Linked DNA regions of Homo sapiens: region 2 is linked to region 1. The links are chromatin loops, found by intact Hi-C in ENCODE. Cell type or tissue: endothelial cell of umbilical vein. All regions are shown on one strand. Links, peaks and the distances in the headings refer to the core of each region. The heading gives the core; the rest is flanking DNA.

The links. Peaks named below come from ENCODE experiments on the same cell type or tissue, not always from the same donor. Only the 100,000 strongest peaks of a DNase experiment are listed, where the experiment ranks them.
Region 2: it touches region 1 in a loop (5-fold over the local background); 5 of 110 quality-filtered maps call a loop at or near these places.

What each region holds. Positions count from the first base shown.
Region 1 is chr4:18,360,324-18,373,505 of GRCh38, forward strand. No RefSeq gene overlaps it. Among named protein-coding and RNA genes, the nearest start is that of LCORL, 350 kb to the left of the region's middle. RefSeq lists an enhancer at 6,958-7,017. In endothelial cell of umbilical vein, for the core only: a CTCF peak has its summit at 6,864 (motif pointing left); a DNase peak (open chromatin) is centred at 6,868.
Region 2 is chr4:18,587,551-18,600,732 of GRCh38, forward strand. All of the region lies in intron 1 of LOC105374510 (a long non-coding RNA gene), which reads left to right. Among named protein-coding and RNA genes, the nearest start is that of LCORL, 570 kb to the left of the region's middle. In endothelial cell of umbilical vein, for the core only: a CTCF peak has its summit at 6,194 (motif pointing left); a DNase peak (open chromatin) is centred at 6,161.

The DNA.
Region 1 (13,182 bases), core at 3,239-11,238:
GTTTGCTTCAATTCTCTGCGTACAAATTTTTAAAAGAAACAAACAAGCAGAACAAAACAAGGAAACAAGCTAGATCCCACCAGAACAGAACATATCCATGTTGTTTTCAATCCCATTAAACAGAGTTTCAAAGATAAGTGTGTAACCCCATCAGGGGAATCAGTAGAGAGACTCCAAGTCCAGTGTGTTTTCTTGTTTCAAAGCCTTTTGGATGATCCTTGCTCCTACTTTCTTAGAACTGTTGGATTTCAGTTTTCTTTAAAATATTTTTCATGCTCATTGTAATTAGATAATTTTTCAAAAATAAATATTTAATTTTAAAACAGCTTTAGATGTACAGAATAATTGTAAACATAGTACATTTCCATATACCCTATGCAGGATCCTCTATTATTAGAAGCTTACATTGGTATGGTATATTTGTTACAATTAATAAATGAATACTGATGCATTATTCTTAACTAAAGACTAGAATTTATTCAGATTTCCTTACGATTTGCCTGATGTCTTTTTCTATTTTAGGATTCCATCTAAGATGTCACATTACATTTACCTGTCATGTGTGATTAGGCTCCTCTTGGCTTTGAGAATTTCTCAGCCTTTTCTTGTTTTTGATGACTGTGATAGTTTTGAAGGGTGCTGGTTAGGTATTTTGTTGAATGTTCCTCAATTTGAACTTGCCTGATGTTTTTCTCATTGTTAGACCGGGGTTGTGTGTTTTGAGGAAGAATACCACAGTGGTAAAGGGACATTTTTATCATGTCGTATCAAGAGTACTTACTATAAATGTGACTATTTTTGATGTTAACTTTTATCACCTGGTTGAGTATTTTTTGTTAGGTTTCTTCATTGTAAAGTAACTTTTCTTCCTTCTGTTTTTCATATTGTGTTCTTTGAAAATATATCAACACATGGAGCCTACACTGAAGGAATGGGGAACTGTTTTGTTTCCTGAAGGAGAGAGTATCTACATAAATTATTCAGAATTCCACATGGGAGATTTTGTCTTCTCCAAATCTATTTAGTCATTCAAAAATTTATTTGTATTTGTATTGATTCATCAATATTTAATTAATTAATTAATTAATTTTCTTGAGATGGAGTCTCACTCTGTCACCCAGGCTGGAGTGCAATGGCGCGATCTTGGCTCACTGCAACCTCTGTCTCCTGGGTTCAAGCGATTCTTCTGCCTCCGCCTCCTGAGTAGCTGGGATTACAGGTGCGCACCACCATACCCAGCTAATTTTTTTATTTTTAGTAGAGACGGGGTTTCACGCTGTTGGTCAGTCTGGTCTCGAACTCCTGACTTCATGATCTGCCCACCTCGGCCTCCCAAAGCGGTGGGATTACAGGTATGAGCCACTGCGTCTGGCCTATCAATATTTATTTTATACTTTGAGCTATATCTTAGTTTGCTTTGTACTGCTATTATAGAATGCCCAAGACTGGGTAATTTATGATTAACAGAAATTTATTGACTCACAATTCTGGAGGCTGGGAAGTCCAATATCAAGGTGCTAGCATCTGGTGAGGGCCTTCTCACTGTGTCATCACATGGTAGAACAGCAAGAGAGGGCAAGAGAGAGGGGGAAAAAGGGATGCAAACACCCTTTCATAACAACATCAATCCTATCCACGAGGGTGGTGCCCTCATTGGTTAATCGCCTTTTAAAGATCCCATTTTTTAATACTGTTACAATGGCAACAAAATTTCATCATGACTTTTGGAAATGACAAACATTGAAGCCATAGCAGATTTCATCTATTACTTAATTTATTTTGTTATACAAACTTTTCCAGTTTTGGCCATTAGGAACTCTTTCAAGTGACTTTTGTGCCCTTTTGACATATTCTCATAATTAACTAATTAAAATTTGAGCATTTCCTTACTTTCTGGCACTACAGGATGCTCCAGTCTCATTTTCTGTATTTCCTTTCCCAGTCCTAGAATCAGGCATTTCTACAAAAAGAAGTGCTGAAGAATGATACTAACCCCAAGATCTAGGTACTAGGCTTGTTCATTGCTACTGGGGTGTTGTCACTTTAGGCCCTATCAGCTGACAGACTAAGGATATATTCATACATAAGAACCAGTCTATACTCTTATATCTATAAATATTTCTATGTGGAACTATTTGTGTTAAGCTAAACAGAGTTGTTACCGATGTCTCCAGCCCTAAAATGTAAGCACACAGATTACTCTAGACTGTCTCTTGCTAATTTGTAACCTCTAACTCCAACAGTATGAAGTGGCTCCCACTATCTTCCATCCATCTACCTAATTGTTTAATTTCTGTTTACATTTATAATTGTATAAGAATTGTAAGTCAATACCTCTGTGGTAAACAACTTTATTCATTAGACTACAATACCTAGATATAATTTCTTTTGCCTTTGCTCTTACAGACTTCACACATTTCTAAAGTTGTTTAGATTACCACCTTTATTCTTTCATGTCCTTCAGCGAAGTTGTTTTGTACACTTGTAGTACTGTCATAATGTTTTCCTAAATTCCAGATTCCATTCTTGGATTCCAAAATATTTAGTTAAAAATTACAATTATTGATGTTCACTGTGTTTTGAAATTCAATGGATTTTTGACACAAGAGTATAATGTATCCGTCATCACAGTGTCATTCAGAATAGTTCCACTGCCCTAAAAAAGATCCCATCTTTCATGCTTCACCTACACAACCCTTACCTTTCCCATCTTCTCTCTGAAATCTGACCTTTTTACCACCTCTATAGCTTTGCTTTTTCCAGCATGTCATAGAATTGGAATCATACAGTATGTAGTCTTTCCCCATTGGCTTTTTTTTTTACTTAGCATTATACATATAAGGTTCATCCTTGTCTTCTTGTGACTTGAAAGCTCATTTCTTTCTATCACTGAATAATATTCCATTGTATGGGTCTACCATAGTTTGTTTATTTATTCACCTTTAAAAGACATCTTGTGCAAATTTTTGTGCAGACATAGTCTTTCAACTTATTTGGGTAAATATTTAGAAGCATGATTGCTGGATGGATGGTGATATGGTTTGGCTGTGTCCCTACCCAAATCTCATCTTGAACTGTGGCTCCTACGATTCCCACGTGTCATGGGAGGGACCCAGTGGGAGGTAATTGAATCATGGTGGCAGGTCTTTCCTGTGCTGTTCTCATGATAGCGAATAAGTCTCATGAAATCTGATGGTTTTATAAAGGGGAGCTTCCCGGCACAAGTTCTCTTCTCTTGTCTGCCACCATATGAGATTTGCCCTTCACATGATTGTGAGGTCTCCCCAGCCATGTGGAACTGTGAGTCCATTAAACCTCTTTTGTAAATGGCCCGGTCTCCAGTATATCTTTACCAGCAGTGTGAAACGGTCTAATACAGATGATAAGACTTTGTAGAAAACTCAGTTTTGCAAGAAACTGCTAAACTGTCTTCCAAAGTGGCTGCACTATTTTTCATTCCCATCAACAATGAATGAAAGTTCCTGTTGTTCTACATCCTAATCAGTAATTAGCATTGTCAGTTCTATGAACTTTTGCCATTCTAATATGCATATAATAGTATCTCATTATTGTTTAATTAACAATTCTTGATGACATATAATTTGGAGCATCTTTTCATAAGCTTACTTGCCATTTGTTTATCTTTCATGAGATGTTTGTTAAGGTCTGTGACCCATTATTTAATCAGGTTGTTTACTTAATGTTGAGTTTTAAGTGTGCTTTGTATATTTTGGATAGATGTCCTTTATCAGATATGAGTTTTCCAATTTTTTCCCCAATCTGTTGCTTATCTTTTTATTCTCTTACAGTATATTTTGCATATCAGAAATGTTAAATTTTAATTAAGTCCAATTTCTTTTTCTTTCATGAATTGTGATTTTGATGTTGTGTCTATAACATAATCACTAAACCTAAGTTCACCTAGATTTTCCTCTGGAAATTTTATAATTCTAATTTTACATTTAGGTTTATAATCTATTTTGAGTTAAATTTTCTGAAACATGTAAGGTCTGTGTCTAGTACTTTCTTTTTGCATATGAATGTCCAACTTTTCAAGCACCGTTTGTTGAAAAGACTATCCTATACTTTTTTATTTTTTTGTTTTTATTTTTTTACCAAATTGCCTGTGTTCCTTTGTTAAAGATCAGTTGATTATATTTGTTTATGTTCTTTCCCAGGTTCTTTTCCAATGATATATGTATCTATTATTTTCCAATATATGTATCTATTATTTTCCAATGATATATGTATTTATCCTTTTACTCATGTCACATTGTCTTGATTATTGTAGTCTTATATTGAGTCTTGAAGTAGAGTAATGGGAATCCTCCAACTCTGTTCTTCTTTAGTATTGTGTTGGCTATTCCAGATTTTTTTCCCTTTCTCTATAAACTTTAGAATAAGCTTGTCAATATTTTTAAAAAGAGCTTTTTGGATTTTTGATGGGATTATTATGAATCAATAGATCAAATTGGGAAGAAATAACATTTCAAATGCATTTATTCTTCCAATGCACAAGCATGGATTATCTCTCCATTAATTTAGATATTCTCATATTTCTTTGATCATTGTTTTATAGATATCTGCATAAAATTTCTGTCCATATTTGGTTAGATTTGCATGTAAGTATTTCAATTTTTTTATTATTTATTTTCTTCTTTTTTCTTTAGGCTTTAATTGCTCTTTTTTATCTAGTTTCCTAAGGTAGAAATTTATGGCATTGATTTTAAATCATTCTTCTTTTCTAATATACATGTTTAATGTTATAATGATTCCTTCCAGTACTGTTCTAGTTGTTTCTGATAAATTTTGATTTGTTATATTTTTATTTTTATTCAGTTGAAAATGTTTTCTAATTTCACTGTGATTTATTCTTTGACCTTTGGGTTATTTAGAAGCATGTTGTTTAATTTCTAAATATTTGGGGATTTTTCAGCTTTCTTTCTATTGTAGGTTTCAATTTTAATTTTTCTGTTGTCTAAAAACATATTTTATTTCTGGTATGACTTCCATTTTTTTTTGAAGATGTTAAGGTGTAGTTTTGGACTAGGTTGTGGTCTTCTGGTGAATATTATATATGGGAACAATATCCATTTTGTTGTCATTGGATGAAACATTCTATAAATGTAAATGCCAATTAGATCAAGTTGATTGATAGTGCCATTCTAACTAATTTCTTGCTGACTTTCTGCCTGCTTGATCTATCAACTACTACAAGAGAGATGTTGAAATTTCTAACCATAATATTAGATTTGTCTCTTTCTCTTTTCAATTCTATCAATTTTTACCTCTTTTGTTTTGACACTGTGCTGTTAGGTGCAAACACTTTTAGAAATGTAATGTTGTTTTCAGATAATTGATTTCTTTATCATTATGTAAGGCCTCTCTTTGTCTCTGATAATATTCCTTGTTTTGATGTCTACTTTGTCTGAAGTTAATATAGCTACTCAAGCTTTCTTCTGATTTTTGTTAGCATAGTATGACTTTCTCTCTCTTTTTTTTAATCTATCTGAGTCTTTTTATTTAAAATGGTTTCCTCATACATCTCTTAGAGTGGATATTGTTTTTTAAAACCATTTTGGCAATCTGTCTTTTAATTAATATATTTAAACCCTTTATTTAAAAGTTTGATGGATTAGGTGGATTTTTATATTCCATGTTTGGTTGTTCTTGTTTCTAAGTGTTCCTTGAACACCATTTCCATTTCCCCCACCATTTCTGTTTCATCTTGTTTTAACTGAGTATTTTATATAATTTGGTTGTATCTTCTTTCTCAGCAATTGATTATGCTTTTTTAAGAAATTATTGTAATGGTTACCCTAGAGTTTCCAATTTACATTTTAAGATAATCTAGAAGGTTTTATCCCCAAGGTGCTGAATTAGAGGCTTTCAGCATGCCTCAGCCACTTGGAAATAGCAAGATAGTGCACAAAGATAAACTCTGTGAGCTTTAATTCAAGAAAGAAAACAGGAATCCACTGGAGTCATGAGGGTACGCTAGATTCCAGGGAGAAGAATGTGGGCAAACAGGCTCCATGATGGAGTCTCGATGATAAAAAGATCCTGATACAGGGAGGCCCTCTCTCCCTTATGCCTGGGTAGACCTCCAGGCATTCAGACCATGCACACTTCTGTTTCAGCAGCCTGAGCCATCCCACCGTTCCTGGACATAGCTCATGGTCCAGTGAGACCCTCTCCACCCCCAGGCAGATTCCCAGGCATTTGGAGCACCAGCTCACCTAGATCAGCAGACTGAGCTGCCCTATCCTTCCTGTGCAGAGATCCTGATGCAGGAGGGCCCATTCTACTCTATGCCCAGGCATCTGGATGACCCACTTTCTTGAATTAGGAGTTTAGGCCACCCCCATCCCCACGTAGAGAACTTCAGGCCAAGGAGGTTTCCCAGTCTCATGCCAGATAAAGAAATAAAAAGAACAAATTCTACCTGCATGAAACAATTACAAGACTTAGAAGTGCCAAAATCTTCAGATGAGAATAAAACAGCACAACAATTCTGGCACAAAGTTGGTTTTCCAGCTCCATGCTTAGGCACACCTCTGGGTGCTTGGTGGCCATCCACTGGATTCTCCTTCAGCACTAGTGCTTGTGTCTGCCATCAGGGGACTGGTACTCAGACCTGCCCGATCCTGTCTTGCTCATTGTGGCTCCCACTCTCCAAGGCTAAGCAGGGAGTTTGGACCATTGTGCACTCTATGAATCAGCATTGTCTGAAGCAACAGAGAACTTCTCCCAGAAAACAAGGATCATATATACACACACACACACACACACACACACACACACATACATACATACATACATACATACATACATACATACATGGCTGCAGCCTGCTCTTACCCATAAGTGCCATCTACTGGCTTGTAGGTTAAACTGCACAGCCCAATATATAATAAAACTGTCCGACAGAAGTGCATAGGGCTAGAGAAGAAAAGCCAAAAGAGCATACCTAGCATTCTCTACAGTCACACTCCCTAGAGAGATGAGAAAAGGTAAAAAGAAAGAAGAACAAAAAAATAATATTATGGGGAAAGAAACAAAAATTCTACCTGCATGAAAACAATATAAAAATTAGATGTGCCAGTGTCTCCACATGAGAAGGAACCAGCACAAGAGTTCTGGCACCATGAAAAATCTGAATGTAGTTACAGCAACAAAGGATCACATTAGCTCTCCAGCAATGGTCCCTAAACATAATGGAAACCCAGAAGTGACAGATAAATAAAGCAAAGAATGGATTTCAAGGAAGCTCAGTGAGATCCAAGACAAGGTTGAAAATCAAGAAAAGGAAACCTTTAAAGCAATCCAGGAAATGAAGGAAGTGATGAACATCTTAGAAAGAAATCAATCATAGTTTCTAAAACCGAAAAACTCACTTGAGGAATTTCAAAATACATTTGAAAGCTTTATCCATATACTGGACCAAGCAGAAGAAAGAATTTCAGAGCTCGAAGACCAGTCTTTTGAACGTACTGAGTCAGACAAAAATAGAGAAAAAAGAATTTGAAAAGAAAACAAAATCTTCGAGAAATATGGGATTATGTAAAGTGACCAAACCTACAGGATATTGGCATTCCTGAGAGATAAAAAGTAAACAATATGAAAAACATATTTGAGGAACTAATAAAAACCAAACATTAATCTTCTAGAGAGGTAGATATCCAGATACGAGAAATCCAGACAACACCAGAGAGACACCGTACAGAACAAACACCACCAGAACAGACTCTCCAAGGTCATTGCTAAAGAAACATATCTTAAAGGCAGCTAGAGAAGAAGGTCAGATCACATAACAGTGGAAAGTACATCAGGCTAACAGAAGAATTCTCAGCAGAAACCTTACAAGCCAGGAGAGGCTAGGGGCCTATTTTCAGCATTCATAAAGAAAAGAAATTCTAAGAATTTCATATCCCACCAAACTAAGCTTCGTAAATGGAGGAGAAATAAAATATTTTCCAGGAAAGCAAGCACTAAGGAAATTCTTTACCACTAGACCAGCCTTACAAGAAATCCTTGAAGGAGTTCCAAACATGGAAATGAAAGAACTATACTTGCTACCACAAAAACATACTTAAGCACTACATAGCCCACAGACCTTATAAAGCAACCACATAATAGAAACTGCAAAGCAAATAGCTATCAACTTCATGATATTATTAAAACCTCACATATCAATATTAATTTTGAATGTAAATGGCCTAAACACCTCACTTAAAAGGAACAGAGTTGCAAGTTGGATAAAAAACAAGTTATCCATCTGCTGTCTTTAAGAGACCCATCTCACATGTATCAGCATGTAACCACATCCATAGGCTCAAAGCAAAGGATCAGAGAAAGCTCTAACAAGAAAACAGAAAAGAATAAAGAGCAGGGGTCACTATTCTCATGTCAAATAAAACAGATTTTAAACAAACAACATTAAAAAAAGGGCAAAGAAGGGCATTGCATAATGATAAAAGGTTCAATTCAACAGGAAGACTTAACTATCCTACATGTATATACACACACACACACACACACATATATACACACACACACACACACACACACACACACACATAAAAAATTGAGGAGGAGGGCATCCTACCTAACTCATTCTATGAAGCTGGTTTCTGCATATGCTCTGTGTTCTGTTCTGCATATGCTCTATGTATATATGCGTATATATATACACCTATATAGGTGTGTATATATATACGTATATACACATATATAGGTGTATAATATGTGTATATATGTGTATATATGTATATCTGTATGTGTATATATGTGTATATATGTATATCTGTATGTGTATATGTGTACACATACGTATGTGTATATGTGTACACATACGTATGTGTATATGTGTACACATACGTATGTGTATATGTGTACACATACGTATGTGTATATGTGTACACATACGTATGTGTATATGTGTATATATACTGTATATATACACACATATATACGTATATACACATATATGTATATACGTATATGTGTGTATATGTATATATGTGTGTATATATGTGCATATATATGTATATGTGTATATATGTATATATGTGTATATATGTCTATATACGTATATATACACACATATACGTATATATGTGTATATATACATATATGTGTGTATATATACACACATATATGTATATATGTATATATAGGTGTATATATGTATATATGTATGTGTATATATGTGCATATATATGTGTATATATGTATATATGTATATATGTGTATACACATATGTACACTTATATGTATATATACGTGTATTTATACACGTATATATACGTATATACGTGTATATATATGTGTATATGTATACATATATACACGTATATACGTATATATCTATATATACGTATATATGTATACGTATATATACACGTATATATGTATATATCTATATATACGTATGTGTATATATACGTATATATGTGTATATATGTGTGCGTATATATGTATATACGTATATATACACATATGCGTATATATACACATATATACACACATATATACACATATACGTGTATATATGTGTATACATGTGTATATACACACACATATATATACACACACAGATATGTACATATATATATGTATACACACACCCAATGTTGGAGCAACCAGATTCGTAAAACAAGTAGTTATCTATCTACAAAAGACTTAGACAACCACAGAATAATAGTCAGGGACTACAGCACACCACTGACACATTAGATCATTCAGGCAGAAAACTAGCAAGTAAATTCTGGACTTAAATTTGACACTTGACTAGTTGGATCTCACAGGCATCTACAGAACCCTCCACCCATCAACCACAGATCATACTTTCTTTGCATCTGCATATGGAACATACTTCAAGATCATCACATGGTTTGCCAGAAAGCAAGTTTCAATAAATTAAAAAAAATTTGAAATCATACCAACCATACTCTTAAACCACAGTGAAATAAAAACAGAAATTAATACCAAGAAGATTTCTCAAAAACACACAATTACGTGGAAATTAAACAACTTGCTTCTCAATGACTTTGGGTAAACAATGAAATTAAAGAAGGCATCAACAAATTCTTTGAAATAAAAGGCGACAGCGACAAAACATACCAAAGTCTCTTAGCTGCAGCAAAAGCAGTGTTAAGAGGAAAGTTTGTATCAGTAAATGCCTACCTAAAAAACTTAGAAAGATCTTGAATTAATGATCTAACATCATACCTAGAGAAACTAAAAAATAATGAGCCAACCGCAAAGCTGGTAGAAGGAAAGAAATAGCTAAAATCAGAGCAAAGCTGAACAGAATTGAGACCCCCAAACTGAATACAAAGGATCAAAGAAACCAAAACCTGCTTTTTTGAAAGGATAAACAAGATCAGTAGACTGCTAGCTAGAGTAACAATGAAAAAAAGAGAGAAGATCCAATTAGAAATGACAAACGTGACATTACAACTGATCCCACAGAAATATAAAAATAATCCTAGAGACTATTATGAACATCTCTGTGCACACAAACTAGAAAATCTGAAAGAAATAGATAAATTCCTAGAAACACATAATCTCCCAAGATTGAATTAGAAAGAAATCAAAACCCGCAAGAGACCAATAATGAGTTCTGAAATGGAAACAGTAATAAAAAACCTAACAACAACAACAACAACAAAAAAAAGCCACAGACCTGACGAATTCACAGCTGGATTCCACCTAACATACAAAGAAGAGCTGGTACCAATTCTACTGAAACTATTCTAAAAAACTGAGGAGGAGGGCATCCTACCTAACTCATTCTATGAAGCTGGTTTCTGCATAGGCTCTGTGTTCTGTTCATTTCTCTTCTGTGGATTCTAGGAGAGTATCGTTTGTCTCTTGCCTGCCATTTGGGCTAAAATCCAGCTCCTGATGTATGTTAAGTATGTATGTTAAGGAGCTGCAGTCTCATAATCCTAGAAGACATAGTAGTCTTGGACACTGCTAGTGGTTCCAGGACTCCCTGTCTATGAATCAGAATATGAGAATGTCCATAAAGTTCTTGTGCAATTTGAATTTGTAATAAATTTTCTTCCACATCTGATATACACAAACTGCAAAATGTGACAGAGGATTTACTCAGATTTGAAATACTGAAATGTTAACATTCAATAAGTCTACCATAATCTTACATACCTTTAGATATAGCTGTTATCATCCTGATACCAAAACTTGGCAAAGGCACAGTTAAAATAGAAAATTACAGGCCAATATCCCTGAGGAACATAGATGCAAAAAATCCTCAACAAAGTAGTAGCAAACTGCATCTGACAGCACATGATTAACTATGGTTAATTCACCATAGTAAAGTAGGTTTGATTTCTTGGATGCAAGGTTGGTTCAACATATACAAATCAATAAATGTGATTCACTATGTAAAGAGAATTAAAAACAAAAACCACAAGACTATCTCAACAGATATGGAAAAAGCTTTCAATAAAATCCAACATCGCTTCAAGGTAAAACCCTCAAGAAACTAGGCATTGAGGGAACATACCTCAAAATGATAAGAGCCATCTATGGCACACCCACAGCTAACATCATGCTATATGGGCAAGACTGGAAGCCTTTCCCTTGAGAACTGGAATAAAACAGGGATGCCCACTTTCACCAATCCTACTCAACATAGCACTGGAAAGACTAGCCAGAGAAATCAGGCAAGGGGAAGAAATAAAAGTCATCCAAATAGAAAAAGAATTCAAACTACCTCTGTTTTTGGACAATAAGATTCTGTACCTAGAAACCTTAAGGATTATGCCAAAAGGCTCCTTGAACTGATAAATGACTGCAGTAATGTTTCAGGATGCAAAATCAATGTACACAATTCAGCAACATTTCTATACATGAATAATGTTCAAGAGTAGAGCAAAATAAAAAATGCAATCCCATTTACAATAGCCATACCCCACTAAAAATACCTAGGAATACATCTAACAAAGGAGGTAAAAACTTTATACAAGGAGGGCTATAAAACACTGCGAAGGAAATCGTAGGTGAGAAAAACAAATGGATAAAACATTCCATGCCCATGGATTGGAAAAATCAATATCATTAAAATTGCCATACTGCCCAGAGCAATCTACAGATTCAACACTGTTCCTATCAAACTACCAACATCATTTCTCTCACAGAACTAGAAAAAAAATTCTAAAATTCATATGGAACCCCAAAAGAGCCTGAATAGTCAAAGCAATCCTAGGCAAAAAGAGCATAGCTGAAGGCATCACGTTACCCATCTTCAAACTATATAATTAAGCTACAGTAATCAAAACAGCATGATACTGGTACAAAAACAGACATATAAACCAATGGAACAGAACAAAGAACCCAGAAATAAAGCTACAAACTTACAGCCATCTGATCTTCAACAAAGTCAACAAAAATAAGCAATGGAAAAAGGATTCATTATTCAATAAATAGTGCTGAGATAACTAGCTAGCCATATGCAGAAGAATGAAACTGGACCACTATATTTCACCATATACAAAAATTAACTCAATGTGGATTAAAGGTTTAAATGTAAGACCTCAAACGATAAGAATTCTGGAAGAAAACCTAGGAAATACTAATATGAATATCGGCATTGGGAAAGAATTTATGACTAAGTCCTCAAAAGCAATTGCAAAAAAAAAAAATTGAAAAGGGGGACCTAATGAAACTAAAGTTTCTACACAGAAAAAGAGACTATGAACAGAGTAAAAAGACAATCTACAGAATGAGAGAAAATATTTGTAAACTATGCATCCAAGAAAGGTCTAATATTCAGAATTCATAAGGAACTTAATTCAACAAGCAAAAAGCAAATACCCCCATTAAAAAATGGGCAAAAGATATGAACAGACACTCCTTAAAAGTAGACATATGAGCAGTCAATAAACATGTGAAAATCATCATCACCAATCATCAGAGAAATGCAAATCAAAACCACAGTAAGATAGCATCTAACACCAGTCAGAATGGCTATCATTAAAAAGTCAGAAAACAGTAGACACTTGTGAGGTTGCAGAGAAAAGGAAATGCTTACACACTATTGGTGGGAAAGTAAATTAGTTCAGCCACTGTGGGAAGAAGTTTAGAGATTTCTCAATGAATTTAAAACAGAACTACCATTTAACTCAGGAATCCCATTACTGGGTATATATC
Region 2 (13,182 bases), core at 1,673-9,672, 230 kb after region 1:
TCTGGACAAGAGCTTACAGTTGAATTCACATAAATTCGATGTGGGTGTTGGGTACTGTACTTGCATGATCTCATGTAACCTTTATAACAATCCAACAAGGCCCATAGGTAACAGCTATTATTTTTTCTTATGTTATATCTAGAGAAACTGAGGGTGGGGAGGTTGAGTGATTTTTCCAGAGCCATATGGAGCTAAGTGGGGTATCTGGCACTCAGGGCCAGGGAAGAGGGAATTAAATTTAACAGCAATGAAGGAACACAAGCTCTCATGTCCCTTTGCTCATCTCCAGGGTCATAATCCACTTTTAGAGTTTCATGACCTCCTGATGGGACTGTTGTAAAATCCACCAACTTATTTCACAGTCTAAACACTCTCACCCTTTCTTTCCCAACTCATCCTTTCCTATCCTGTTTATCTTCTGGATGAATCTGAGTTCACGCTGAATTTCTTGCGATCTAAAGCATGATAGTCCTTTCACTTCTCCTTGCCTTTGCATTTCCTATCTTCTTTGTCTAGGGTATATGTTCTCCTTCTGTCATTGACAAGAAAGCCCCTCATCTCTTAAAAATGGGCCAATGTCAAGTCCTTCAGGAAAAAGCATAGCATAATACTTAGAAGCAGTGACCCTGGCTCTGCCACTTAACATCTGTGGGAATTCTCTAAGCTTTTGTTAGTGTTTTCATCTCTAAAATGGAGCCAGCACTACCTATATCACGGGATTATTAAAATCATGAAAGATAAGGGCTTTGCATAGATCCTGAGACACAGTGAAAGCAGAATGAATGTTATTATTTTATGTAACTGCATGTATTATTTTCAGTTCTCCATGAAAACATCCATCATTCTTCAAGTATTATTAACCACCTTCTCAGATGGGTTGTAGAGTAGGTACTGTTCATATATACATAAACACACACACACACACACACACACACACTAGAATTTATTGTTATCTTTAATTATCTGCTTAAATATCTCTTCTTTTACCATCTTATCCTCTGTCCCCATATATATTTCCTGTAAATAATCGCACAGAAGTCTTCTGCCTCCAATACTGTGGAAATCTAGGCTATGGAAGTTGAGTCCAGGAAAATCCCTAGAAAGCAGATCCCAAGGATCTGTTTTGGGGATGAACTGCTTATGGTCTGTATGCAATATGGGACCCGTGGTGGTTGTAAACAATGGGATAATAACCCCTGGCATGTAGAGGCATTATAATGAATGGTGTTTTTACCTCTGATTAATTGCGATAATGTGAAAGAAGTAGGTGGGGCGTTATTTTGTGCAAAGGCTCTGCTGAATAAATAGTGTGGGGAAAATGATAATTGGGAGGATATTGGAGTGGGTTAACTGCATTGTAATACTTAGGAAAAGAAAATGATAGCATCAGAGCAGTAAACTGTGAACTCAAAGCATGCCATGAAGGTCAGAGGGGCTTTATGGCTGCTTTGGAGAGCAATGATTCCTTTTATGGTTAAGGTGCAGATTATGTAGAAAATCTGAGTGGCAGAACCACAGAGGAGACTGAATGCACAGCCACACTACTTAGGACCTTACAGAAAAAGAGTGGGAGCCTGAGAAATGGCTAGGGTATATTTGGGTGGATGAGCCTGAGAATCTTTTTTTTTTAAATTTTATTTTATTATTATTATACTTTAAGTTTTAGGGTACATGTGCACAACGTTCAGGTTTGTTACATATGTATACATGTGCCATGTTGGTTGGCTGCACCCATTATCTTGTCATTTAGCATTAGGTATATCTCCTAATGCTATCCCTCCCCCATCCCCCCACCCCACAACAGTCGCTGGTGTGTGATGTTCCCCTTCCTGTGTCCATGTGTTCTCATTGTTCAATTCCCACCTACGAGTGAGAACATGTGGTGTTTGGTTTTTTGTCCTTGCGATAGTTTGCTGGGAATGATGATTTCCAGCTTCATCCATGTCCCTAGAAAGGACATGAACTTATCATTTTTTAAGGCTGCATGGTATTCCATGGTGTATATGTGCCACATTTTCTTAATCCAGTCTATCATTGTTGGACATTTAGGTTGGTTCCAAGTCTTTGCTATTGTGAATAGTGCTGCTATAAACATAAGTGTGCATGTGTCTTTATAGCAGCATGATTTATAATCCTTTGGGTATATACCCAGTAATGGGATGACTGGGTCAAATGGTATTTCTAGTTCTAGATCCCTGAGGAATCGCCACACTGACTTCCACAATGGTTGAACTAGTTTACAGTCCCACCAACAGTGTAAAAGTGTTCCTATTTCTCCACATCCTCTGAACAGACAATTCTCAAAAGAAAACATTTATGCAGCCAAAAAACACATGAAAAAATGCTCATCATCACTGGCCATCAGAGAAATGCAAATCAAAACCACAATGAGATACCATCTCACACCAGTTAGAATGGTGATCATTAAAAAGTCAGGAGCCTGAGAATCTTAAATCTGCAAATTCCCTTGAATTTCCACTACCAGAAGACCCAGTCACCTTCCTCTTGCTGGAGGATAGCAGCCTCTTACGTGGTGACCATGTGAGGATCTACACTGAGACAGGGCCTCATAATGCTATTCTGTTCTCAAGATCTGCCTCCGCCACCCCTCAGTCCCTCCAGGCCAATATCTAGGGTCAGGACTTAGCAATATCTGAATGGAGAAGTACTATCTCAGCTCCAGGATAAAAGGGCTTACATCTCAAAGGATTGCAGAACTTGACTAATAGGCACTGGTGAGGACTGGGGGATCACTGTGGGAGTGAAATGTGAGGCTGTGGGGGACCAGGCAAAGTACACTACACTGTTAAATGGGGAAGGTTTTTATGTTTTGTTTTTTTGTTTTTGTTTTTGTTTTTGAGACGAGGTTTCACTCTCGTTGCCCAGGCTGGAGTGCAATGGTATGATCATAGCTCACTGCAACCTCCACCTCCTGGGTTCAAGCAATTCTCCTGCCTCAGCCTCCCGAGTAGCTGGGATTACAGGCATGCGCCACCACGCCCAGCTAATTTTGTATTTTTAGTAGAGACGGGGTTTCTCCATCTTGGTCAGGCTGGTCTTGCACTCCCAAGCTCAGGTGATCCACCCGCCTTGGCCTCCCAAAGTGCTTGGATTACAGGCATGAGCCACCGCACCTGGCCAATGGGGGAGATACTTGATGTTGAGGCACTCATCCATGATGCTAGATTCAAGTTCTGGAAAATATACCTGGAGTTTTCTGAACTGGCACCTGAAGCTTCAATATAAAGATGGACCAGAATGAATGCGGTGGAGATGCCAAAACCTCCTTGGAAGCGCATTGTGGAATGGGTCAGAACGCCTGGGTAGGTGAAGAAGTTCAAATGACTTTGCTCTGTAAGACTTTGCAAGCCTACCAGCTGTGGTACTGATATGCTAGGAGTCTTCCATTTGGAGTTGGAGCCAGTGGAGACAGGGCAATAAATGGAATTTGATCCTAAGTCTTTCTTACAGTTATTATTCAGGATGCAAGTGAGTTAGAAATCCTTAGCTTCCAGTAGAAAGTTCACATTGGTTCTCTGAACTGTGGTATAAAGACCACTGTGGTACAAAAGACTGAGTCGAAACTCATGAAACTGCCCTGTGCCATGCTGGTTGAGGTAGCCAATCAGACACAACACTGCCACTCTCAAAGATTTAAAGGATTCAGAGGTGAGGGGCTCCATCATTGCTGCTTTGAACAGTATGCACCCTGCAACACCAGAGGGTTTGTAGAGGGTGACAGTGGATACCATAAGCTAACAAGGTACTGCTCTAGTAGCAGCTGCTGGGCTTGGTGTGGTGTGTTACTGCAGCAGGACTAAACAGTTTCTGGTGCTTGGAATGCATATTTTAAGTTGGAAAATGCATTATTTTTCACCACATAAGTGGAGGAGGATCCAAATCATTTCACCTTTGTAAAGCAGAAAAGCAGTAACCATACACTCCCATGTCTTAGGGCTGTGTTAATTCTCCCGCACTCTGTTGTAATATTGCTTGTAGAGATCACAACCATCTTGCTGTTATCAGACCTTCATGCTGTCTACTCTATTGATGACATCTCACTGACAAATTGTCTATTGTAAGCTGAATGTATGCTGGAAATGGTGTATTAGGAATTGAGCTCAAGAAGATCCAGAAATGATACCAGCAAACAGGTAGCCTAGACTCACTCCCATGTTATTCTGACACCTCTCTCTTGACACACACCTGCGGCTTGCTGGGATATTTCCTGTGATTAGTTGACAACTGAGGAAAGGACCCAGGCCTGGTTCACAATGGACTGGCATGATGTTGGTGCTAGCTGAAAATGCACTATTGTTCTATTATAGCACCATTAAAGGACAATGATGAAATAGAATACTTTGGCTGGGCAGAGTTTTAAACACCTGGTCATGAGCTTGGTGTGGTGGGAGATGTTGCCTGCTAAGATGCAGGCATATGCACACATACACACACCCGTGCACACACTTCTGGGCAGTGGCAAATGGTTTGGGTGGAATAATGAAAGGATCACGAATGGAAAATCAGGGACAAGTTGCTAGTGGAAACAAGTGTGTAGATGAACCTATGACCATGAGCCTAGAGCATGTGGATCATTTATCTTAGGTAAATGCCTGCCAGAGAGCACCTCCTGTGAAGGAGGATTTGAACACCCAGGGGAAAGATGATTTCCCTTCTAATCTCAGCTGGGCTCTGTCCCTGGCCCCCTAAGTGCTCCTTGCTGCAGCCTTAAGGTGATCGGCAGTGCGGTTATGTGATAGTTTTCAAAACCATAAAAACAGTATTTCTTTTTATTGTATTAGTTTCTTTCTGGTCCAACCACTCTTTAACCATATTTAGTCTGTTGGTGTGGTGCTATGATGTCATTTTTAAATTAAAAGAAAACTAACCATACATTTTCTTAGTTAAGATCATACAGAGAGGAAATAAACCGTTAGGATCTGTCAAATTAATTACAATACATCCTTGCTATGGAATCTATGTTAAAAAGAGAGAGAGAGAGAAGAAAAAACGGGCTAGGTGCAGTGGTTCATGCCTGTAATCCCAGCACTTTCGGAAGCCAAGGTGGGTGGATTGCCACAGCTCAGGAGTTTGAGACTAGCCTGGGCAACATTGTGAAGCCCTGTCTCTACTAAAAATACAAAAAATTAGCGGGGTATGGTGGCACACACTTGAAATCCCAGCTGTCTGAGAGTCTGAGGCATGAGAATTTGCTTGAGCTCCTTGAGCCTGGAAGGCAGAGGTTGCAGTGAGCCGAGATCATGCCGCCGCACTGCAGCCTGGGCGATAGAATGAGACTCAGTCAAAAAAAAAAAAAAAAAAAAAAGCCTGCATGATTTTTTGTTTCTTTCTTGAAACTTCTCTACTTAAAAATTTAAAAATACATTTGAATAATAAAAAAATAATTTTTAATGGGAGAGAAATTATTTTGAATGTAAAATGAGTGTGATGGGGAGGAAAATTGTGGGTTTATGCATTAGATTGTTCAGATTCTGTGTATTTACTGTCTTTGGGAGCTGAAGTTAGTTTATTTTTTTTTTTACTTTACTTTCTTCCTGTGTAAAATGAAAATAATGACACCTATTATACACAATTACTTTAAGATTAAATGAGATAGTCCCTTTGGTGCACCTGATATATATAATCAAGATGAAATATTTTGAATGCATAGATTGGCAAGCAGGCTGCACTGTGGATTTATTGCTAGACAAATACAACTTGTGTCAATTTGAAGAAGTCACCAATAAAAATGAAAAATGCCAAACCAAATATTTCTTTGCTCCTTGTTGGAAAGTCACATAAAGAGACAAGATAATAAAACTTAAACTCAGGGACACGTTTTAAGTCCATGATTTGCCTGAAATTGTAGTTGTTAGTTGTGTTTTGCTTTCCTTCTTGTATGAAAGCACCTTTCTCTAAGTCCCTAGTGATATTTGTGCCAAACAAAATAATTGGCTCATTAGGCTGCTGTAGTATTGCCTCTCACTCGGCACCCATATCCTTCTAGTAAGCTGGAAAGAAGAAACAGAGCTCTCTATTCAGAGACCACACAGCTTGCTATCTTTTTTTGCACATCTCGAAGTCAAAGAGGACACAAAAGGATGTTTTTCTGAGCCAATTGGCAGCGCACTCTTATTCTGAACTGCTGGGGCTGGAAGTCTTTCAATGCATGGTAATACTGCCACCATGTGGTCAAACTGAGAAAACCTCGCCCAAATCCTTCAGTCGAAGAGGATTTTCCTTAACATTAATGGGACAGAAGCATTGCGCTTCTTCGACTGGGATTGTTTCACGATAGTCACAAACTATCGTGATTGTTTAGGTAAACGGTTGTCTCACATAAAGGGGCTGAGTGTACTTGATTGGGTGCTAACTGCTAATCCTCCCATTAGCGTGACTGTAACTTTAAATCATTGGTACTTTGAAGTTTCTGTTCTAGGAAATAAGGATGAGAATCTCCATGCTTCCCTATTTCATAAGGTAAGGGAGATACAGTAATATATGCATCGCAACTCTAGATGTAATGGTGTCATAAAATTTCGGGGAGAAAAGTGGGATTTGCTAACCAAAGTGCTGCTATTTGAATGCTGCCACTTTTTAGGGGTATGATCTGAAACAAGTTTTTTCATTTCCTTGGTCCATAGTTTATTGTTCTGAAGAAATGCTGTGAATATTACCTTTTTTTTTTTCTTTTGAGATGGAGTCTCGCTCTGTCGCCAAGCAGGAGTGCAGTGGTGCGATCTCGGCTCCCTGCAACCTCCACCTCCTGGGTTCAAGCCATTCTCCTGCCTCAGCCTCCCGAACAGCTGGGACTACAGGCACACGCCACCACGCCCAGCTAATTTTTGTATTTTTAGTAGAGACGGGGTTTCACCATGTTGGCCAGGATGGTCTCGATCTCTTGACCTTGTGATCCGCCCACCTCGGCCTCCCAACCATTTTTAACTAAGATATTATGTTGATTGTTTGCTGAAAAATTGCTTTTTTAAAATGTAAAATGCTACACCAATATTAGTTTGCATGATTATTATTTGAATACAGACTTAAGAATCTTTATGGCGAAAATTATGCTTGGCTGAATTAGAAGATCTGTGTCCTGGTTCCCACTTGCTCACTAGTATTTTAGGTAAAATTGGACAAGTCAGATATGAAGACATCCATTATTCCCTCTCTCATATATGGATAATGAGCTCATATTTTGTGTATCCTATGGTGAATGTTATTGACATGAACCTTTTGGGGAGATATTTTGAAGACTCTATGCGTGTCAAGCATGTTACATGTTTAGATCTTATTCTTATTTCATTCCAATAACAAGTAATTCTTTCCTCCTATTAACTGGTAATAGGGTCATTCATGGATCACAGATTTGCTTCAAAGTAAATAAATAATCCCTATAAATTCATGCCTCATTTATTATAAATTATAATGCAACCAGGAGCTAGAATCACCCATACCCCTAAAGCATACACAATTGAATATCTTCAGCTGGAGAATACAGTGTTAGCTTCTTTGTGGCAGGTGGCAATTTAAATAGATGCTCTACCTGCTGATCCTGTTGATTTTATGTGCCCTATTAAAATGCATTTTCTGAATGACTTAGTTTAACATAGCGAATAATTTACAAGAAAAATTTTCCATCTCTCTCCCCAATGTTTGAAATAAGAGCATGTTCTGCTTTTTCCCATAGCCCATTTCTCCATTAAAAGAATGTTCCACATCAGAAATATAATTCCTCTCACACTGGCATTTACAGAGGTCTCATTACATTGAACAGAACATTCTTGAGTATGGCTTGATGAACAGCTGATCCACCTCCATACACCTCACACACAGATCTTGCCAGGTGGAGAAGCAGCACAGGAAAGGGAAAACCTGTGTCCTCCTGGGTACCAGAGAACAGCTTGGCTTTAAGCTTATGGAAAAATGGAGAATACTCTCTCTCACACACACACACACATACACACACACACACACACACACACACACACACACAATATTTCTGGGAGAATATACAAAGACTTAAGAGAGATTAGCTATGAAGAATGAAGATAGGAATGAATAGTTTGGGGAGGATTGGGGAAACCTTGATTTACATTTTTCAGTGTTAATGGTGTTTTTCTTACTATAAATGCGTGAATACATATCACTTCTATGCAAAAAATGATACTCTTTAGGTATTTAAAAGAATGATATCTGCATAGGCCATGTAAGCATTCCAAGATATTTTCAATAAAAAAGGAAGTTACAGAATATGTATAGTCATATATATGTGTACATATACACATATATAATGTATGCCTATGTATACATATATCACTATATATCTAACTTCCTTTCTATTATTTATATATAATGTATGTATATATTTAGAAAGCTTTTTGTTGTTGTTGTTGAGATGGAGTCTCACTCTGTCACCAGGCTGGAATGCAGTGGCGTGATCTCGGCTTGCTGCAACCTCTGCTTCCCGGGTTCAAGCGATTCTCCTGTCTCAGCCTACCAAATAGCTGGGACTACAGGTGCGCGCCACCACACCCAGCTAATTTTTGTATTTTTAGTAGATACGGGGTTTCACCATGTTGCCCAGGATGGTCTGGATCTTCTGACATCATGATCCGCCTGCCTCAGCCTCCTAAAGTGCTGGGGTTACAGGTGTGACCCACCGCACCTGGCCAACTTTTTTATTATTTATACAGACAATGTGGTGTGTGTGTGTGTGTGTGTGTGTGTATATATATATATATATATACATATATATATACACACACATATATATATAGACAATATGTGTGTATGTATGTATATACTTAGAAAACTTATGAACGTCTACATAGCCATATAGTTAAAAATTATTATAAGTGAAAAGATTGAAAGGGCTCCAGTGAAGAAAACATGAACTTTAAAACTGTTCTTGCATATTCTGAGTTTTTGATTGAATTTGTATACTAAAAACGCATTTGTGTATTACTTATGTTGTTCAAAAAGTATATATTTTTAGGGATCAGTCAGATTAGGTGGCTGTTTTGTGGCGGATGAAATATACCCACTTGCCCTGGGCTGTTTCCTGCAGTCTCTGCCCAGGATTTCTAGTCTCTATGCTGAGCCTGTCTGTAAGGTGTTTTCTACCCAGCCCGGACTGGATGATGGTCCTTCACTCTAGTCCCGTAATATTCCACTCCCACTTCTACCTGAGAATTAACTACACTGCATTTTACCTGCTTCTTAATTATCCGACCCAGATAGAACGCAACTTATGGTCACATTTCTACATAGTTTCTGATGTATAATAGGCTCTAAAATCAATGTTTATAAAATGGATGGATAAATGGAAACAGGGAAGAAACAAGCAGGAAAGGAAGGAAGGAAAGGAGGAGAGGATGGAGGAAAGAAGGGAGAAATATACATAAAAGAAGTGGTCGAATTGGATCTTCATCAAGAACAAAAATATCTGAGTTTTTATTCAGCTGTGTCTGAAGAAAAAATGATGGAGAAATGAGAATTCCAGTCATTATAGAGATATACATCATTGGGGACAAGTATTTTTCTTCTGTTTTTGTGTGTGTGTGTGAGTATATTTCTTTTTTATTATTATTATACTTTAAGTTTTAGGGTACATGTGCACAATGTACAGGTTAGTTACATATATATACATGTGCCATGGTGGTGTGCTGCACCCATTAACTAGTTATTTAACATTAGGTATATCTCCTAATGCTATCCTTCCCCCTTCCCCCCACCCCACAACAGGCCCTGATGTGTGATGTTCCCCTTCCTGTGTCCATGTGTTCTCATTGTTCAATTCCCACCTATGAGTGAGAACATGCGGTGTTTGGTTTTTTGTCCCTGTGATAGTTTGCTGAGAATGATGGTTTCCAGCTTCATCCATGTCCCTACAAAGGACATGAACTCATCTTTTTTTATGGCTGCATAGTATTCCATGGTGTATATGTGCCACATTTGCTTAATCCAGTCTATCATTGATGGACATTTGGGTTGCTTCCAAGTCTTTGCTATTGAATAGTGCTGCAATAAACATACGTGTGCTTGTGTCTTTATAGCAGCATGATTTATAATCCTTTGGGTATATACCCAGTAATGGGATTGCTGGGTCAAATGGTATTTCTAGTTCTAGATCCCTGAGGAATCGCCACACTGACTTCCACAATGGTCGAACTAGTTTACAGTCCCACTAACAGTGTAAAAGTGTTCCTATTTCTCCACATCCTCTCCAGCACCTGTTGTTTCCTGACATTTTAATGATCACCATTCTAACTGGTGTGAGATGGTATCTCATTGTGGTTTTGATTTGCATTTCTCTGATGGCCAGTGATGGTGAGCATTTTTTCATGTGTCTTTTGGCTACATAAATGTCTTCTTTTGAGAAGTGTCTGTTCATATCCTTCACCCACTTTTTGATGGGGTTGTTTGTTTTTTTCTTGTAAATTTGTTTGAGTTCATTGTAGATTCTGGATATTAGCCCTTTGTCAGATGAGTAGGTTGCAAAAATTTTTTCCCGTTCTGTAGGTTGCCTTTTCACTCTGGTGGTAGTTTCTTTTGCTGTGCAGAAGCTCTTTAGTTTAATTAGATCCCATTTGTCAATTTTGGCTTTTGTTGCCATTGCTTTTGGTATTTTAGACATGAAGTCCTTGCCCATGCCTATGTCCTGAATGGTATTGCCTAAGTATTCTTCTAGGGTTTTTATGGCTTTAGGTCTAACATGTAAGTCTTTAATCCATCTTAAATTAATTTTTGTATAAGGTGTAAGGAAGGGATCCAGTTTCAGCTTTCTCCATATGGCTAGCCAGTTTTCCCAGCACCATTTATTAAATAGGGAATTGTTTCCCCATTTCTTATTTTTGTCAGGTTTGTCAAAGATCAGATGGTTGTAGATATGCGGCATTATTTCTGAGGGCTGTGTTCTGTTCCATTGGTCTGTATCTCTGTTTTTGTACCAGTACCATGCTGTTTTGGTTACTGTAGCCTTGTAGTATAGTTTGAAGTCAGGTAGCGTGATGCGTCCAACTTTGTTCTTTTGGCTTAGGATTGACTTGGCGATGCAGGCTCTTTTTTGGTTCCATATGAACTTTAAAGTAGTTTTTTCCAATTCTGTGAAGAAAGTCATTGGTAGCTTGATGGGGATGGCATTGAATCTATAAATTACCTTGGGCAGTATGGCCATTTTCATGATATTGATTCTTCCTACCCATGAGCATGGAATGTTCTTCCATTTGTTTGTATCCTCTTTTATTTCATTGAGCAGTGGTTTGTAGTTCTCCTTGAAGAGGTCCTTCACTTCCCTTGTAAGTTGGATTCCTAGGTATTTCATTCTCTTTGAAGCAATTGTGAATGGGAGTTCACTCATGATTTGGCTCTCTGTCTGTTATTGGTGTATAAGAATGCTTGTGATTTTTGCACATTGATTTTGTATCCTGAGACTTTGCTGAAGTTGCCTATCAGCTTAAGGAGATTTTGGGCTGAAACAATGGGGTTTTCTAGATATACAATCGTGTCATCTGCAAACAGGGACAATTTGACTTCCTCTTTCCTAATTGAATGCCCTTTATTTCCTTCTCCTGCCTGATTGCCCTGGCCAGAACTTCCAACACTATGTTGAATAGGAGTGGTGAGAGAGGGCATCCCTGTCTTATGCCAGTTTTCAAAGGGAATGCTTCCAGTTTTTGTCCATTTAGTATGATATTGGCTGTGGGTTTGTCATAGATACCTCTTATTATTTTGAGATATGTCCCATCAATACATAATTTATTGAGAGTTTTTAGCATGAAACGTTGTTGAATTTTGTCAAAGGCGTTCTCTGCATCTGTTGAGATAATCATATGGTTTTTGTCATTGGTTCTGTTTATATGCTGGATTACGTTTATTGATTTTCGTATGTTGAACCAGCCTTGCATCCCAGGGATGAAGCCCACTTGATCACAGTGGATAAGCTTTTTGATGCGCTGCTGGATTCGGTTTGCCAGTATTTTATTGAGGATTTTTGCATTGATGTTCATCAAGGATATTGGTCTAAAATTCTCTTTTTTTGTTGTGTCTCTGCCAGGTTTTGGTATCAGGATGATGCTGGCCTCGTAAAATTAGTTAGGGAGGATTCCCTCTTTTTCTATTGATTGGAATAGTTTCAGAAGGAATGGTACCATCTCCTCCTTGTACCTCTGGTAGAATTCGGCTGTGAATCCATCTGGTCCTGGACTTTTTTTGGTTGGTAAGCTATTAATTATTTCCTCAATTTCAGATCCTGTTATTGGTCTATTCAGAGATTCAACTTCTTCCTGGTTTAGTCTTGGGAGGGTGTATGTGTCCAGGAATTTATCCATTTCTTCTAGATTTTATAGTTTATTTGCGAAGAAGTGTTTATAGTATTCTCTGATGGTAGTTTGTATTTCTGTGGGATCGGAGGTGAGATCCCCTTTATCATTTTTTATTGCATCTATTTGATTATTCTCTCTTTTCTTCTTTATTAGTCTTGCTAGCGGTCTATCAATTTTGTTGATCTTTTCAAAAAACCAGCTCCTAGATTCACTGATTTTTTGAAGGTTTTTTTTGTGTCTTTATTTCCTTCAGTTCTGCTCTGATCTTAGTTATTTCTTGCCTTCTGCTAGCTTTTGAATGTGTTTGCTCTTGCTTCTCTAGTTCTTTTAATTGTGATGTTGGGGTATCAATTTTGGATCTTTCCTGCTTTCTCTTGTGGGCATTTAGTGCTATAAATTTCCCTCTACACACTTCTTTGAATGTGTCCCAGAGATTCTGTTATGTTGTGTCTTTGTTCTCGTTGGTTTCAAAGAACATCTTTATTTCTGCCTTCATTTCGTTATGTACCCAGTAGTCATTCAGGAGCAGGTTGTTCAGTTTCCATGTAGTTGAGCAGTTTTGAGTGAGTTTCTTAATCCTGAGTTCTAGTTTGATTGCACTGTGGTCTGAGAGACAGTTTGTTATAATTTCTGTTCTTTTACATTTGCTGAGGAGTGCTTTACTTCCAACTGTGTGGTCAATTTTGGAATAAGTGCGGTGTGGTGCTGAGAAGAATGTATCTTCTGTTAATTTGGGGTGGAGAGTTCTGTAGATGTCTATTAGGTCCTCTTTGTGCAGAGCTGAGTTCAATTCCTATATATCCTTGTTAACTTTCTGTCTCGTTTATCTGTCTAATGTTGACAGTGGGGTGTTAAA